Linked DNA regions of Mus musculus: region 1 is linked to region 2. The links are chromatin loops, found by intact Hi-C in ENCODE. Cell type or tissue: left cerebral cortex. All regions are shown on one strand.

The links. Peaks named below come from ENCODE experiments on the same cell type or tissue, not always from the same donor. Only the 100,000 strongest peaks of a DNase experiment are listed, where the experiment ranks them.
Region 1: a loop joins it to region 2, with 10 times the contacts of the local background. A loop is called at or near these places in 4 of 42 quality-filtered maps.

What each region holds. Positions count from the first base shown.
Region 1 is chr10:97,278,648-97,286,647 of GRCm38, reverse strand. No RefSeq gene overlaps it. Among named protein-coding and RNA genes, the nearest start is that of Gm34044, 47 kb to the right of the region's middle. In left cerebral cortex, no CTCF peak of the experiment used is centred here; a DNase peak (open chromatin) is centred at 3,636; H3K27ac peaks cover 607 bases.
Region 2 is chr10:97,073,489-97,081,488 of GRCm38, reverse strand. No RefSeq gene overlaps it. Among named protein-coding and RNA genes, the nearest start is that of 4930556N09Rik, 42 kb to the right of the region's middle. In left cerebral cortex, a CTCF peak has its summit at 3,425; DNase peaks (open chromatin) are centred at 3,171 and 3,346.

The DNA.
Region 1 (8,000 bases), 210 kb before region 2:
GCAGAGGCAGAGGCAGAGGCAGAGGCAGAGGCAGAGGCAGAGGCAGAGGCAGAGGCAGAGGCAGAGGCAGAGGCAGAGGCAGAGGCAGAGGCAGAGGCAGAGGCAGAGGCAGAGGCAGAGGCAGAGGCAGAGGCAGAGGGATCTATGTGAGTTCAAACCTGACTGGTCTACAAAGTGAGTTCAGGACAGATAGGGCTACACAGATAACCCCTCTTGAAAAACAAACAAACAAACAAACAAACAAACAAACAAACAAACAAGAAGTAAGATATACCAATGTGTAGTTGTAATTCCAGAGACAGAAAGATTCCTGGACATGACTGTCCAGTCAATTCTTACCCGTGGATGACTTTCAGATTCAATGAAAATGGCTCAGAAAAACAAGTATCTGGTATCAGGATGACATCTGACACCAACATGCAGTGCTCATACTCATACAAACCCACACAAGTTTACAAAAGCACATATACACATGTGACATGCACACGGGAAATAATGGTAATGCTATTTTCTAGTATAATATGGGCACCTACCACAATGACTGCACCCAAGACCCTTTCTGAGTTTTAGCTCCAGTTGTTACTCTAGTGGAGAAGACCAAAACCTAAGACCTACTGGTTTGGGATCTAATCACGACAGGCTTAGAATCCAAATGTGCAGACAGGAAACTGATTGGAATTGGAAAAAGGTTGTGGCAAAAAAAATAAAATTGGTAGACTTGGAGAAGCAAAGAGTCTTAAAGAAACTCTAGAAATACAATATTTTTCAATATTGCATAGTCCAAGAACAAAGAAGATAGAGAGAGGAAGGAAGAAAGGGAGGGGCAGAGGGAGATAGAGAGGGAGGGAGAGGGGGTGGGGGAGAGAGAGAGAGAGAGAAAGAGGGGAAGGAGGAGGAGCAGGAGAAGGAAGAAGAAGAAAAGGAGCAGGGTAGAGCTACAAAGTACCTAAAAATGTAAGTTTTTCTGAAAGAACACTCAACAAAAGCAAAGTACAGAGCAAGATTAATGGATTTCTTACTCATCAATACTTGCACAAAGCCTTTTACCAAGCTATGTTTCTCCTGCTATAACAGCCCACATGGGTCAACTATCATCCCCTCACCTTAGCTGTCCAAGGCTTGGGAAACACCATGGTAGAAGGAACTGAGACCAGTAGGTGCTATGAAGGTGCTAAGTAGGTTCTCTGTACAATGTGTACTACCACAAATAAAATTATATGTGTGTATGTATATAAGTATTTTACACACACACACACACACACACACACACACACACACACACACACACACACACTTTTTCCTCCTCATTTATCTCCTTTTGAGATTTCTCTTCCCCATGGTTGTAGAATAGTAGTTCTCTTTACTGCACTAAGTTTTCATACACTGAGCCCTGCTCACTCAGCTTGCTTCTGGAGCTCTTTATATGGTTTGACAGACAGAAAAGGCTTTGCCCTCAACACATCACATATATTAGTTTCCTTAATGCTCAAATGCTCTCCATGAAGTAGGCAATATTATCTCCATCTTACAGAAAAAGAAATGGGCTAACCTAGAAACAATAGAAGTGCTTTTTGAGAACCATATAGAAAGCATGAAAACATTTCAGCTTTGGCAACCCAGGACAAAGCAAGGATACCTGAGTTTGATTGACTTTCTTCTGTGATGGCAGTAATCCAGGGGACAGATGATCACTAGGGAAATCTATGCTAAATATGTCAGCAATGGGAAAATCTTGTACATTTTTCAAATCCTTGAAATGCTTGGTCAACAAAAAGCTGTAAGTGTGGAAATATTCAGGAATTGTCCAGGTCTCACATTGAAGAATAATATGATATAATGCCTAGTATACATGTTCATATTGATTTATTTTTCCCTCTCCTCCCTCTACTCCTTCCTCTTGTTCCCTTCCCTCTCTCACTCTCCTTTCTTTCTTTCACTTGTTTTTGTCTTGGGAGACAAGAGCCTTCCTGCCCAGGCTGCCTGGACCTCACTATGTGCCCAACCTGCCTTTATGTTTCTGGCAGCCTTCATGCTCTGGGTCTCTAACTTCTGGAATTACAGCAACGTGCCCCATTGCTGCTTTATTCTTCATTGATACCTATGTCACATATAAAAAAACAATAATATCCTGTTTCAGGGTGCTGGGGTGTGTGGCTGGCTGTGTATAAGTGTCCTCTTCTAGGCTTTGTTTGGTAATGAAAAATAAAACAGCATTTTATTTTTTAAAAAAAATCACCATTTGAACCACAGTAAAAGTTTAGCAGATCAGTGTTACATATGTGCTCTGTATGAACCTTACTAGGAGTCACATGACCTTGTTTTGTGGAAAGGACACAGTAATAATTTTGGCTTATCACTAGTAGTCAGAGTCAACAGAAGAAATGTCCTTGGAATGCTCACCTGTGCTCATATCTGCTGCCCCAGCCTCAGAGACAACCAAGGAAGAAGGTATTGAAAGGCTTTAAGAACCAGAGGTCAGAGAGGCACCTTGAGAAGCAGTATCTTCTGGATATAACTGGACCACTGTATTCATGAGCTCACAGAAGCCATGGTTGTCTGCATGAGACCTTCACAAGATCAAACCAGTCAGCATGGAGTAGGAGGGGTTTCATGAACCCCAGTGATAACTGAGGATATATGGACAATTGATGGTTCTTTTGGGGGAAAGATCACTTAAGGAAACAAAGTATAAACCCTAGTAGGGTGACCACACTCCAGTGGATGTCCCTATCCCTGGAATTTCATGGACAGCACAAATTGGAGCTAATGGGTAGTTTTTTTTTGGGGGGGGGCACAAAAACATGACGTTGGGGGTGGATCTGGGTAGAGTTAAGAAGAGGAGTTGGTGGTGAATATTGTTAAAGTATATTCTATGACCATTCTCAAAGAATTAATAAAAAGGCTTATACTAAAAATAGCTTATGTTTTGCCTTTCAGATGGTGGCTATCCTTGTAAAACAAAACCAGGCATGTGCAATATGGACATGAATGGGTTTGCTTATGTCTATAAAACTTTATTTATGAAAGCAGCTAATAGCTGCTCTCAGCCAGCAGGCCTCAGTGTCCTGACCATGATTCTAGATTTCATTATGAAAACATGCATAGGAACATGTTCTAACTGTCCAGGACTTACTGGTCAGGTCACAGTCCTGAAAGGTACCCATGTAGCATGGCTTCATCACTTATGTTCCTGAGAGCTAATTATTTGGCCCAGTCATAACATTTAATAACCTTCTTCTGTGACTTCTGTGTGTCCCCTGCCCCCAAATGCAGTAAGTATACTCTGGGCGGGAAACAAAAGATGCAGCTACTGTCCTGTGTTTCCCTGGAAGCCTGTGGAGTGGCATTGCTTTTGCCAGGAGTGGTCCTTCCGAGAAAGCTGTCTCTGAACAAGTTTGGGCAACAATTTCATTGAGGATGAAAGAGTTACTTCTGTCAAATTCAACACGCACTCCAGTTTCATTATTTTAGGACATAAAATTGTTTAGTGATTAACTTTGTTTATACTTGGCAAAGCATCACTTCCTTTTCTGAGGAGGAAAAGAGACAAAAAAGCTCATAAAAAATTTTTCAAAAAGCTTTCTACTTCAAACAGCTCTTACAAAACTGCATTTGGATGAGTCAAGTGTGGGGGAGTCAAAACCATATGGATTCTTCCCCTTTTAAAATAAACACTGACTTTCAAATTGAAGGAAATTTTCTTACAAAAGTAGACTTTAGCTTCCATAGACTATAAATAGTGAAAAAAAAGCAACTTCCCGAAATTTGATAGACCCAAATCACAGCTGGGTTTCTCATTCTTAATAATTGTGTTTTCACTGTATATCATTTAAAAACAAACAGCTCTAGGAGTGGCCCACATTCGGCTATTTTTAAGGGCATGGAGATTTTCATTTATCTCTCAAGTAATTTTTTCCCAAATCTTGAATTTGAGATAAGTTGCATTGTTACATTCGAAAAGACATAGGGTTAACCACTTGCCAGTCATTGTATTTCAGAGTCAGCTTGAGGTTAGTCTGGACTTCATAAGTGGATCCTGTCACAAAAGGAAGGAGGGTTCAAGGAAGGAGACAGAGACAGATAGGGAAGAAGATGAATACAGAGGAGAAGAAGGAAGTATTTGGGTGACAGCAAAAGAGGAGGAAAGAACAAAGTAAGGAGAGAAGTCAGGAAGGAAAGAGGAAGGGAGGGAAGGAAAGAAGGAGGGAGGGAGGGAGGGGAGGAAGGAAGGAATGAAGGAGATGGAAAGTGAGCTATGTCTGTAAACTTATTGTTTAAGATTGATTGATATAAGACACATTGTTTAAGATTGTTTGTGTGCATGTATGTGAACCCTGTTGAATATCTGTGTACTGCTTTTGTATAGAAGACCATGGGAGTCAGAGGAAGGCATTAAATTTCCTGGAACTGGAGATACAGGGTGTTATGAGTGACCATGTGGGTGCTAGGAACTGAACCTTGAGTCCTTAATGAAAACAGCCAGTGCTTGCTTCTAATCACTGAATGATCACCCGGTCTCTGTCTGTACATACTTCTGATACAATGATAATTCCTGGTTAGATTATCATCTATTATTACATTTTATCTACATTTTCATTAATAATCTAAGCAATAAAAAATTAGCACCCTTATTTAGGTAGATTAAGTGACCTACTTGGATGGCTATGAATATTATCATCAAATAATGCAAACAAAATTTTCATAATCTCAGTCTTTAAACAAATCAAGTCAACTAGACTTCCATTTGTTCCTTAATTCCTTTGTTAACACCAGAAATTCTAAAATACAGAGGCATTTTCTTGAAAGGACCCAGATATAGCTGTCTCTTGTGAGACTATGCCAGGGCCTAGCAAACACAGAAGGGGATGCTCACAGTCAGCTATTGGATGGATCACAGGGCCCACAATGGAGGAGCTAGAGAAAGTAACCAAGGAGCTAAAGGGATCTGCAACCCTATAGGTGGAACAACAATATGAACTAACCAGTACCCCCCCCCCCCCCGGAGCTTGTGTCTCTAGCTGCATATGTATCAAAAGATGGCCTAGTCGGCCATCAGTGGAAAGAGAGGCCCATTGGTCATGCAAACTTTATATGCCTCATTACAGGGGAACGCCAGGGCCAAGAAGTGGGAGTAGGTGGGTGGGGGAGTGGGTGGAGGAGGGTGTGGGGGACTTTTGGGATAGCATTAGAAATGTAAATGAAATAAATACCTAAAAAAAGAAAGAAAGAAAGAAAGAAAGAAAGAAAGAAAGAAAGAAAGAAAGAAAGAAAGAAAGAAAGAAAGAGAAAGAAAGGCTCCTGAAATAGAAGCTGAAAGGTACTTTATGATAGATAGTTTGTATCATGAGGCAACAGTGATCTGAAAAGGGCCAATCCGTCTCATGACTGGGGCAAGGTTTCTTAGTAAAAGGACCATGTGTTATGGTCATAGAAAACTAGAAGATATTTTCCTTAAATAAAACAGAAATGCAGCATTCTATATAAAGAATAAAGTATGTATGAAAATTTGAGAGCACGTGGAGTGTCCCTATGCAGCAGAAATATATAGAGAAGGAAATAGAGATATAATGTAAGGTCAGGGCATACAGAGATCATTGCAAGAGCTAACTCATGCTTTTTTAAAAGGTATTGTTATATGTAGTGAAAGCAACAGTTTTGAGAACTGTTTTCAGAATCAGATTGTGGGGGTGGGATTAGGAGGATGGGAGAACTTACAAAGTAAGGTACTTGGTTATGATTCTCCACTGTACACTGCAAGTAGGATTTTCTCTGTCCAATCACAGTAGAGCAGTGGGAGGCTTGTGATTGGACAGGAGAAGGGAGGCAGAGCCAGGAGTTGAATCAGAGAGATAGGTCTGAGGAGGAGAGGGAGAAAAAGAACAGAAGTGGATGCTCACAGTCAGCTATTGGATGGATCACAGGGTCCCCAATGGAGGAGCTAGAGAAAGTACCCAAGGAGCTAAAGGGATCTGCAACCCTATAGGTAGAACAACATTATGAACTAACCAGTACCCTGGAGCTCCTGTCTCCAGCTACATATGTATCAAAAGATGGCCTAGTCGGCCATCACTGGAAAGAGAGGCCCATTGGACTTGTAAACTTTATATGCCCCAGTACAGTGGGTGGGTAGGGGAGTGGGGGGGAGGGTATGGGGGACTTTTGGATAGCATTGGAAATGTAAATGAGGAAAATACCTAATAAAAAGTATAAAAAAAGAAAGAGAAGCATAAAAAAATGGAGGACGACTTGGTGTTATCAAAAGGTTAAAATAATTGCGTTAAAGCTTTATGATTATCATTTGGCTCTGAAATTATTGTATTTGCATCTTGTAAATTATGTTATTATTGATACATAAATCTGACTAGCTTATTAAGCATTAAGAGACTTGATTCTACCAGGTAATTAGGTGTTGAGATGGTTAACCAGGGGTGCATGGGGCTTTGCATGAAAGTAAGAGGAACTCAGAGACTGTCCAAGTGATGGCCTGGTGGGAGCCCTGTGGCCTAGCAGGGCTGGGGACTTGGCGGGCAAGAGACTGAGCAAGTGAGATCACCTGGTGCATGGGCTAGCTCTGGATATTTTCCACAGCATACTCACATTAGCTACAGTTGGCAGGTGCAGCTTCCACACCTCACTTGAGAATGGGCTCTGCAACCAGGTGGGGGGCAAGCATGGTCTACCCACCTAGTGCTGATTCAGAGCCTTGTACCAGCATGAGTTTTTGAATAAATGAATAAAAAGGTGCATATTATGTTGAACTCATATAAACTGATGCAACAGCAAGTCCCAAACTAAGCTAAGAATCTATAAAATTCCAAGCAATGAAAGCCAAAGAAGCAAATTAGAAAATGGGTGTGGAGCTTTCCAAGGTAATTTACACTTACCTGGGTGGAGGAGAAGGAAGAGGTCTTTGGCTGGGTCAGAGGCTGTGTGTGGAAAGCGTTTGCTCATGCTCCTTGTCTTGTCCCAACTCAGGCTGGCCCTAGAGAGCTGAAAATTCCATAAAAAATAAAAGCCTACAGATCGGAGACTTATAACAATTTTCTTTTATAAATGAACTCTTTCATTTCCCATTCCTGTGAAAGATGGACCACAGCCTCTCATTAAGGATCCTCACAAGCAACAGGAGGCAGAGGCAGGAGTGCAGCTTCTTAACTTTGATCATCGGTACTCCTTAATGGATCCTCTCTGAGCCTGTTTCTACTTTAGTAAAATAGATATAAAATAGTAATGGACAGGAATGAAATTAGTCTTATACTAACATGGTTCTTAAAGAATATTTCTTCTTTTATTTCTATTTATTTGCCCTTGAGTTAGCTACTAGGTATCAGAGTATCTTCATCTTGAAATGCCTGGAACACATTTGCACAAACAGGCAAATCAGTGGAAATCTACATTCACCTTCTCACAGTCTAATTGTCAAAGAAATGTACTTCTCACTTCTCAGAAACCTACTGAACGCTACCCAAATTAAACAGCAATCTTTCAAGAGACTCCAGCTCCATACTCACAAGATTAAAATAATAGTTAAAAAGGGTGATTTAATTCCACATGGACATAAGCCGCTTAAGGTATATAGGGTAAGAGAGTAATTTGTAGCTCCCAGCTTCAAGCAGTGTTGTTATTGGCCAAAGAGCCCAGAGGTAGTGAATTACTAATCATGGCAAGGGGGCAGAGAGGGAGGAAGAAAGCAAGGTTGATTTCTCCTATCCCCACTGAATATTTCCTAGGTTGTAGGGTAGTTAAGACTATAATACATATACATGTGCATACATGCTCACAAGGGCACACATACACACACACACACACACACACACAGACCCTCTTCCCTAGAGATCAAATGAGTATTGTATACCTTCAGACCTCACACATTTTCTAGATTCTCTTTCATTTTCCCTAATGATATTGTTGAACATCTAATCTTCTCTTGGTGTCCATTTATTGGAAATATGAAATGGTGTAACAAAAGAGTCTTATGGGAATTATCTTTTACTGTAAAG
Region 2 (8,000 bases):
CATGACCCACAATTCCACCTCCCACCTTCCAAGGGACATAATTAACCTTTGCTGAGAACCACTGCTGAAAGCTACTGTTTTTCAGAACTTGTAATATAGACAGAAAGACAGCAGAATACACTCTCTTAAAATATACCCTTTGGCTATGAGGATTATTTTGAGCTGAAAAATGTTTTTAAAAATCTATTAGGTCCAATAAAGTCCTGTATGGAAGGCAGCCATCTTATCACCAGGGATTGAGAGTCAAGGTGGACAGAATTGCTTAGAGAAAACCCTGGTAAGCTGGCTTTATTTTTATGGATACTTCTCAACAATTCACTAGCCTTGGTTATGTTTTCACAATTCCTACTTCTTCTCATATAACTAAATATACAATACACATTTATATAAATTACATATAATTTTTAAATATATGTATAATATTTAGATTATAGTGTAAATGAAACATACCATAAATATAAATATAATATTATATCTATATTGTAACAAATAATATATTTTAATAGGAATATTCATAATATAAATAAAACAAAATATTCAACACATAAAAATTCAAATTGCTCATCTTCTTTAGGTCTTCCCTTCCTCAGAGGTACCAATAACGTATAACATTTAAGCACATAAACACGTTCTTCTCCTTTTATTCTGTCTGTATCAATTCTATTTATAGGTGTACCCCAAAACTCTGAGTAGAAACATAAACATTTTCCTTCCTACACCCCAAAATGAACAACGGCCCTAGACAGCAGGAAGCAGCTGCTGAGACATGACACCCTTGTTCCCTTTTCACCATCAGCTTCTCCCCTCTCTTTTTCTTTCTCTCTCTCTCTTTCTCTTTTTTTTTTTTGTTATTTTGTTTTGTTTTGTTTTGCTTTGCTTTGTTTTGTTTTTTCGAGACAGGGTTTCTCTGTATAGCCCTGGCGGACCTGGAACTCACTTTGTAGAACAGGCTGGCCTCGAACTCAGAAATCTGCCTGCCACTGCCTCCCAAGTGCTGGTATTAAAGGTGTGTGCCACCACCGCCCGGCTCCCCCTCTCTTTTTCTTTCCTTCTATTTACAATAACAAGAAGGGAGGTATATTGGCATCAGGACCTCCCAACCCTATGACATCACATAGGCAACTACGCGACCTACAACATATTCCCAGCATCTACTTGGCTCACATCCCATCTTTACCTGCGTTATGTCATTTTCCATGTAAATAAGGAGAACGCCCCTCCCTCACTCTCTCTCTTCTTCTCTTTCTTCCACCACTTTCTCTCTCTCTCCCAATAAAACCTCTTCCACGTGGAACTGTCTTGGTCTAGTGTGCTGTTGAGACATGACCCGCCATTCTAACACATCAGTTTTAGTGCAACATCAGAAAAGCAGACTGGGTAGTCTTATCACTTTTGAGTATATTCTAAAGCCCTTGCATTGGGGAATCAAAAACTTCCTTCTCTTTTATTGAGCTGTATCTGAAATATTCATTGTTTTTATTTTTTGTTTTGCTTAAGAGAAAAGAGCTGTCTTTTCCACTGCATTGAGCGGAAGAGCTCTTCATTTTCTCCATTGAAAGGATTCCTTAGCATTGTCTCAAAGGACCCATTGCAACAGAGTACTTCAAGTTGACCAGTTCTCCATGTCAGATGAGAACACAGAGACTGTGAATAAACAGCCGAGGTGCGTCTTCCTTGTTAAACTCAGTGCAGAGCGTATGCAAAGGCAGTAAGTGGCTGCTTTTTATTGATGCTCTCTTTTACAACCACACAGTTTCATGTTTTAATGAGCCCAGGCTTAAGTAGTAAAGGTCTCTTCTGACGTCCAAGGCCAGCAGTGTCTCGATTTCATAATAGTCCAATTCTTATTGAGTTCAGGAAAGAAGAGAAGTCATAATAGTCATTTTAGAAACATTTGATGGAACTTCCAAGCCCTTCTAGGCACATTTACATTACCCCCATTTGCTCGGGGTGGAAAGGCAATTACTCTGTGGAGATGGTGCAGTCAAGTCTGTAAACAGTTATTACATTTCAATTAAAGCTGCATGAAACTCTACATATTTGGTTTGCAGGAAATTAATGCAAATCTTTTTTGATGTTTCAATTCGCAAGGGTGAACTATCCCACACATTTGGCTCTAGGCATAACACTCAGGCCCTTTCAAACATCAAAGACTATTTTCCCAACGTAAAACATTTGACCTGGGGTTAAATTTTCCTAAAATACCAGTCTGTACTTAAACGCCCAAGTTTTCAAGCTGTATGGAAGTTTTGCTAAAAGAAATCAACGTAAGGTAACTTTCTAGCAGGGAACACATTTTCTGTAAAGCTTTTAGTGTCCAACATGCACTGGATCTGTTCATTGCCTTGGCTGAGAATCCATAAATCATAAACAGAAACTAGATTTTTTTTTTGCTTATGAAAGATTGAGAGGAAATAAACTAACGTGCATTAAACACCTACTATATCCGCATCACTTTTCTGGAATGGTTTTATTAAATTCACCCATTAACACTGTATGTATGTATGTATGTATGTATGTATGTATGTATGTATGTATGTATGTATGTATATGAGTACACTGTGACTGTACAGATGGTTGTGAACCTTCATGTGGTTGTTGGGAATTGAATTTAGGACCTCTGCTCACTCCGGTCAACCCAGCTCACTCCAGTTGGCCTGGCCCCCTTACTCTGGTCAACTCCGCTCAGTCTGGCCCATGGATTATTTATTATTATCCATAAGTACACTGTACATTCCTCTTTATTCAGGGAAACTTCTTAAATTACACAGGTGGGTGGTGGTACCACAAATAGATGCACAACTTTCTTTTTTTTCTGAAGCCCTTGGCATGTCTATCTTCCACCAAATGAAAATATAAGGACTGTAGTTCATGTTCACAACCATCACATGGTTTTTTGTTGTTGTTGTTGTTGCTGTTTCTAGTGCTCATTCCCTTCCCTCGGACACTCTCTATAATAGCTGAGGTGGTCATCTACTCTTTGTATGAGTAACCTCCCCCACATTTCTGTTTTAGAAAAACACACAAATAACACACACACAAATGATCAAGGGACTGTTTTCAGCCTCCCTCCCCTTCTCTCAAGATGTGTTACATATGGTGGGGTGGGGGTTGGGCAGGCAGAGCAAGACTGCAGGCAGAATAGAGGACTTCACACTTCCATCGCTTCCCATGAAAAATAACATATGGGCAGAACATTTATTTGAAAGAACAGATTTGTTTCTAGTTGCTCTCCAGCAGTTGAAAGAGAAAGAAAGAAAAAGAAAGCCTTTTAACAGCCATCTGAAAATACTCCCCCAAGGAAAGAAATAGAGTTGATCTTTTTAGGGATTACAGAATTAACATGAACAACTCTGAGTCATAAGGAGTCCACGGAAATGTATTCCCGGCGCTCCTGCTGTCGTGAATCTACCTCTCCACTAGGGATGGCAACACAGTCTGTGCTCCAGCTCATGATTTGTAATTTTTGTAGAAAAGACATTTAAACATAATGCATTTTTCTTTTAGCCATTTTTCAAATGAACCCTCTATTTTATCCCTTACTCGGCTTTTTTTTTTTTTTCAACCTTCTCAACTTCCTGATACACATACTCCAAAAGTCATTCCAGAAGATGAGAAAACAAGTCCCTGACCTCCATCATTTGTATTCCAAAGGCCATTTGTTTCCCATCATGCCAGTTTTGGTTGAGATCTGGTTGAGATCTGGACTGATTCACAACTCTTGGCACTGTCAAATTCCTCAGGCCCAGAAAAAGAAAAAAAAAAAAAAAAAGACATTGCCAGGAAACAAATTAAAAAGTTCAATTTAAAATTGTATCTACCCTCCAAGCTCCTGGTTTATAAAAGTATTCACAGCTTATGTCCAGGCTAAGATTTAATTTAAACCACATGAGAATTAAGGGGGATTAGCCTCCTGGAAGCTTGCTAATTTTTAAAAACAGAAATCAAAAGGGAATGAGAAAGCCTACAGGCATATTTGAAGAATATAAATGTGAGGGGCTGGAGAAGTGGCTCAGTGGTAAAGAGCACTTTGTTGTCTTGGCTGAGGACCTGGGTTAGGCTCCCAGCATTCCCAGGGTGGCTCCCAACCAACTACCTCCCTCTTCTTACCTCTGCAGGCGTCAGGTATGCAGGTAGATGGTACATATGTGCGTGAAAAGGCGATGAGTAAAGGCTTTCATTGATGCTCCCCTTTTACAACAACGTAGTTAGTTGTTTTAATGAAACCAGGCTTAAGTAATAAATGTCTCTTCCAAGTCCAAAGGCCAGCAGTGTCTTAATTTCATGATTGTCGAGTCCTCCTGAAGTTCACAAAAGAAGAAGACACTGTTCTTGTCAGGCATTTTAGGAACATTTGATGGGACTTCCAAACCCTTCTAGGCACATTTACATTGATCCCCCATTTATGTGGAAAAAGCATCCACACATGCAAGCAAAACACTAGCACACATAAATCTTTTTAAAAGGTTTTTTTTTTTTTTTTAAAGAATGTATGTGAACTTTTCTCATATATCCAGCATAAGTGATCACAGAAATGGACCCTCCTTTTGTGGTTGCCATGGCGCTAAGAAAGATTCATCACCTCCCTGTAGCAAACTCTGATGAGACCATTCTTTCTCCCCATCAAGATTTGCACCTTTATCAACCCATGGTTGGTGGCTGTGCACGAGGTCCCACCTTACCTGGCAATTGCTCCTTTAATTAGCTGTTTAGCTGACCATCTGAAGACCTTCCTGAAGGAAGCCTTTTAAGTGAGAGCCGATCCTAGGAAAGGCAGAACGCAACTCAGACCCGAGGAGTCAGAAAACACAAATGCTCATCAGCACACAAAGTGGGCTTGGGATAAATGCAAAATTATCATCAAGTCCTGTTGTTGAGAAAAATAAAGCAATTTTTTTTGTTTTATTGATTCAAAATTGATTTTTTTCCATATAATATATTCTGATTATGGTTTTCCCTCCCTCAGCTCCTTCCAGATCTTTCCCACCTCCCCTCCTGCTCAAATCTACACTCTTTTCTCTCTCTCTCTCTTTCTCATTAGAAATCAGGCATCTAAAAAATACTCAAATACAACAAAATAAAATAAAAGGATAAAATCAAAACAAACAAACCAAAATAAGAGAAAAGAGACAAAGCCAAGAAAAGAAAAGGGGCCAAGGAAAAGGCACACAAACACACAAGGACAGAGACACATGCCTTGGCACACGGTGGATTCCAACAGAAAGACTAAGTCAGAAACCATACTTTATGTTCAGAAGACCTGTAGGGTAAAAGGGCAAAAAGGACCTTCAAAATCACTATTGGGTTTGCTTTGTGTTGACCATTAAATTGTAGTACAGAAGGAAGATGGAAAGTACATTTTTAGCATACTAATATCTTTACAGTTGGATGATTCCAGGTGGGTTTTCACAAATGCTGATAGATTCTTATGGAATTATTCTTTCATAATTTAAAAAATATATTTGTTGTTTTGTTTTTATTTTTACATTCCTCTCTCTGTGTGTCTGTCTCTCCCTCCCTCCCCCTTCCTGTCCCCCTCCCCTCCCCTTCCTCTCTCTTTCATTCTCTCTTTCTCTTTCTCTCTCTCTCTCTCTCTCTCTCTCTCTCTCTCTCTCTCTCTCCCCTCTCTCTCTCCCTCTCTCTCTCTCTCTCTCTCTCTCTCTCTCTCTCTCTCTCTCTCTCGTGTGTGTGTGTGTGTGTGTGTGTGTGTGTGTGTGTGTGTGTACACTGGCCATTTATGTCAGGAAACATCCCCAGCCTCATGTTTATCTATCTAGTAATGCATGGTCTCTCACTGAGACCCTGATGCGGCTTGCTTTGGGGACCTTCCTGTCTCAATATTTTCATGCTGGGATTCCAGAAGGGCTCAGACACATGGAGCATTTACATTGGGCAAGATCCAAACTCCAATCCTAACACAGAAGTGACAAGCCTTTTGACTCCTGAGTGAGCTTCTCAGCCCCTGAATTTCTCATTTTGATGTTGCTATTTCAGACTGCCCAGCCTTCTCATGCAGTCTCTTCTCCACACAAAGGCTAATCGTGGCTTTGACACACTGAGGTCTGCCAAAAGGAAGCTCAAAAATATATGTATGTCTGGACCCTCGATGCTCACAAAGGCTGTATCGTGTAAGTCCATGTGGATCTAGTACCCACCATATACAAACCTGAGCTGAGAAGTTACTGTTTCAAAACATTTCCTAAAACAGTAGTAACTCCTCTTTCCACTCTTTCAGAGCAAGAGCTTTGAATTGTGACCGTTCTTGATAATGAAGAAAATCTTCTTCACTCAAGTTGTATCTCTGAATCTTGACGATCTTCCTCTGTCTCTCAATTTACTAAGTAGTTCCAAATTATCGTTGAATCATATCAAGCCATGCCCAATTCTCTTGGGCTCAATCTTGTCTTATTTTTCTCTATAAAGAAATATCATGTAATATCTCTATTGAAAGCACTCTATAAACCTTCCGTGCCGTGCACACCTTTAATCCCCAGCACTTGGGAGGCAGAGGCAGGCAGATTTCTGAGTTTGAGGCCAGCCTGGTCTACAGAGTGAGTTCCAGGACAGCCAGGGCTATACAGAGAAACCCTGTCTCGAAAAACAAACAAACAAACAAACAAACAAACAAACAATAAATAAATAAATGTATAGATAAATAAATAATCATCCATACTATGAATAGGAAAAGCCACGTCCTTTGTAACTGCTTTAAAAGTTCCATGTGTGTTACACTTCTCCCTCTCTCTCTATCTCTCTCTCTTTTGGTTTTTCCAGACAGGGTTTCTCTGTATAGCCCTGGCTGTCCTGGAACTCACTTTGTAGACCAGGCTAGCCTCACTCCCGGCTTTCATTTCTCGGTCCTTTCACTCTATATTTCCAAAAATCATGAACAGTCATGGCTCAGTTTTTCTCTCTGGACACAGTGCCCTTCCTTCATTTATTCATGCAGGTATTCTCAAGTCATCCTTCATCAGCTATCATATTGATCCTTACCAGCTCACTGAAAATTTAGTCTCTCCAGTTCTTCTCAGCCCCTTCTTTACTTGACTTTATCACAGGGCATCAAATAAACTATTGAATTCCCTTACTATCTTTCACCTCTGTTAGCTTTTGTTCAGAACTAGACCATAAGCTCTGTGAAGGTGGGACTTTTGGGGAATTTACTAATCATTCTACCCAGCACCTGAAACTGGAACTGGTACAATATGATGAATATTGATGAATAAAGAATTATAAATGCTTTTTTTTGTGAAGGGTATTTCTTAGTGTGTATCTTATAACAAGATTAATAATTGAACTAAAACCTACTTAAAAGATGATATTAGTTCTACAGACTGAATTTAACCAATATAGACCAAATCTCTGTAGGGCACAATAGAAGGAATGGATAATGGCAAAGAATAATAAGCAAAGAATAGGAAAAAAGGAACACAGAATGGGCAGTAGATAAAAACTGGCTATTCCTATTGATTTGAAGGAAAATTAAAGTGATTTGCTGGCCAGAGACCTACCTTCTATCAGTAGCTCTTTCTCCTCCTTGTTCTATAGTATGTAATTGGAGTCTCTTACTTTCTCTGTAAAACGAGTCTAATAAACCCTACCTCTATAAAACTGCCTTGAGAAGATAAAATGATATATAGTGCCTATATCTTGTCTGGCATGTAGGAGGTGCAATGTAATGAAAGCTGCCCTGCTTCTCTGTCTGCACACAGGGGCTAGAAACAGATGCCCCAGCACCAAAAAGCAAAACAAACATTCAGATCTTAGCTTTCAAATGCTGTTCTCTAATAAAAAGAGCATGGCTAATTGACAAAGAGAAGAATATTTCAGGACTGGAACAGGTAAAAAATCAACTTGAATCTAGTGTATATATTACTAGAAAGTAAGGAAATGCTAACTAATGCACCATGTGTTAGAGGATGCATATCATAGATGGGACTGTGATTGTGTAGACCCAATGGAATTCTAGGAAATCTCTGCTCACTTCTATTGTGTATCAG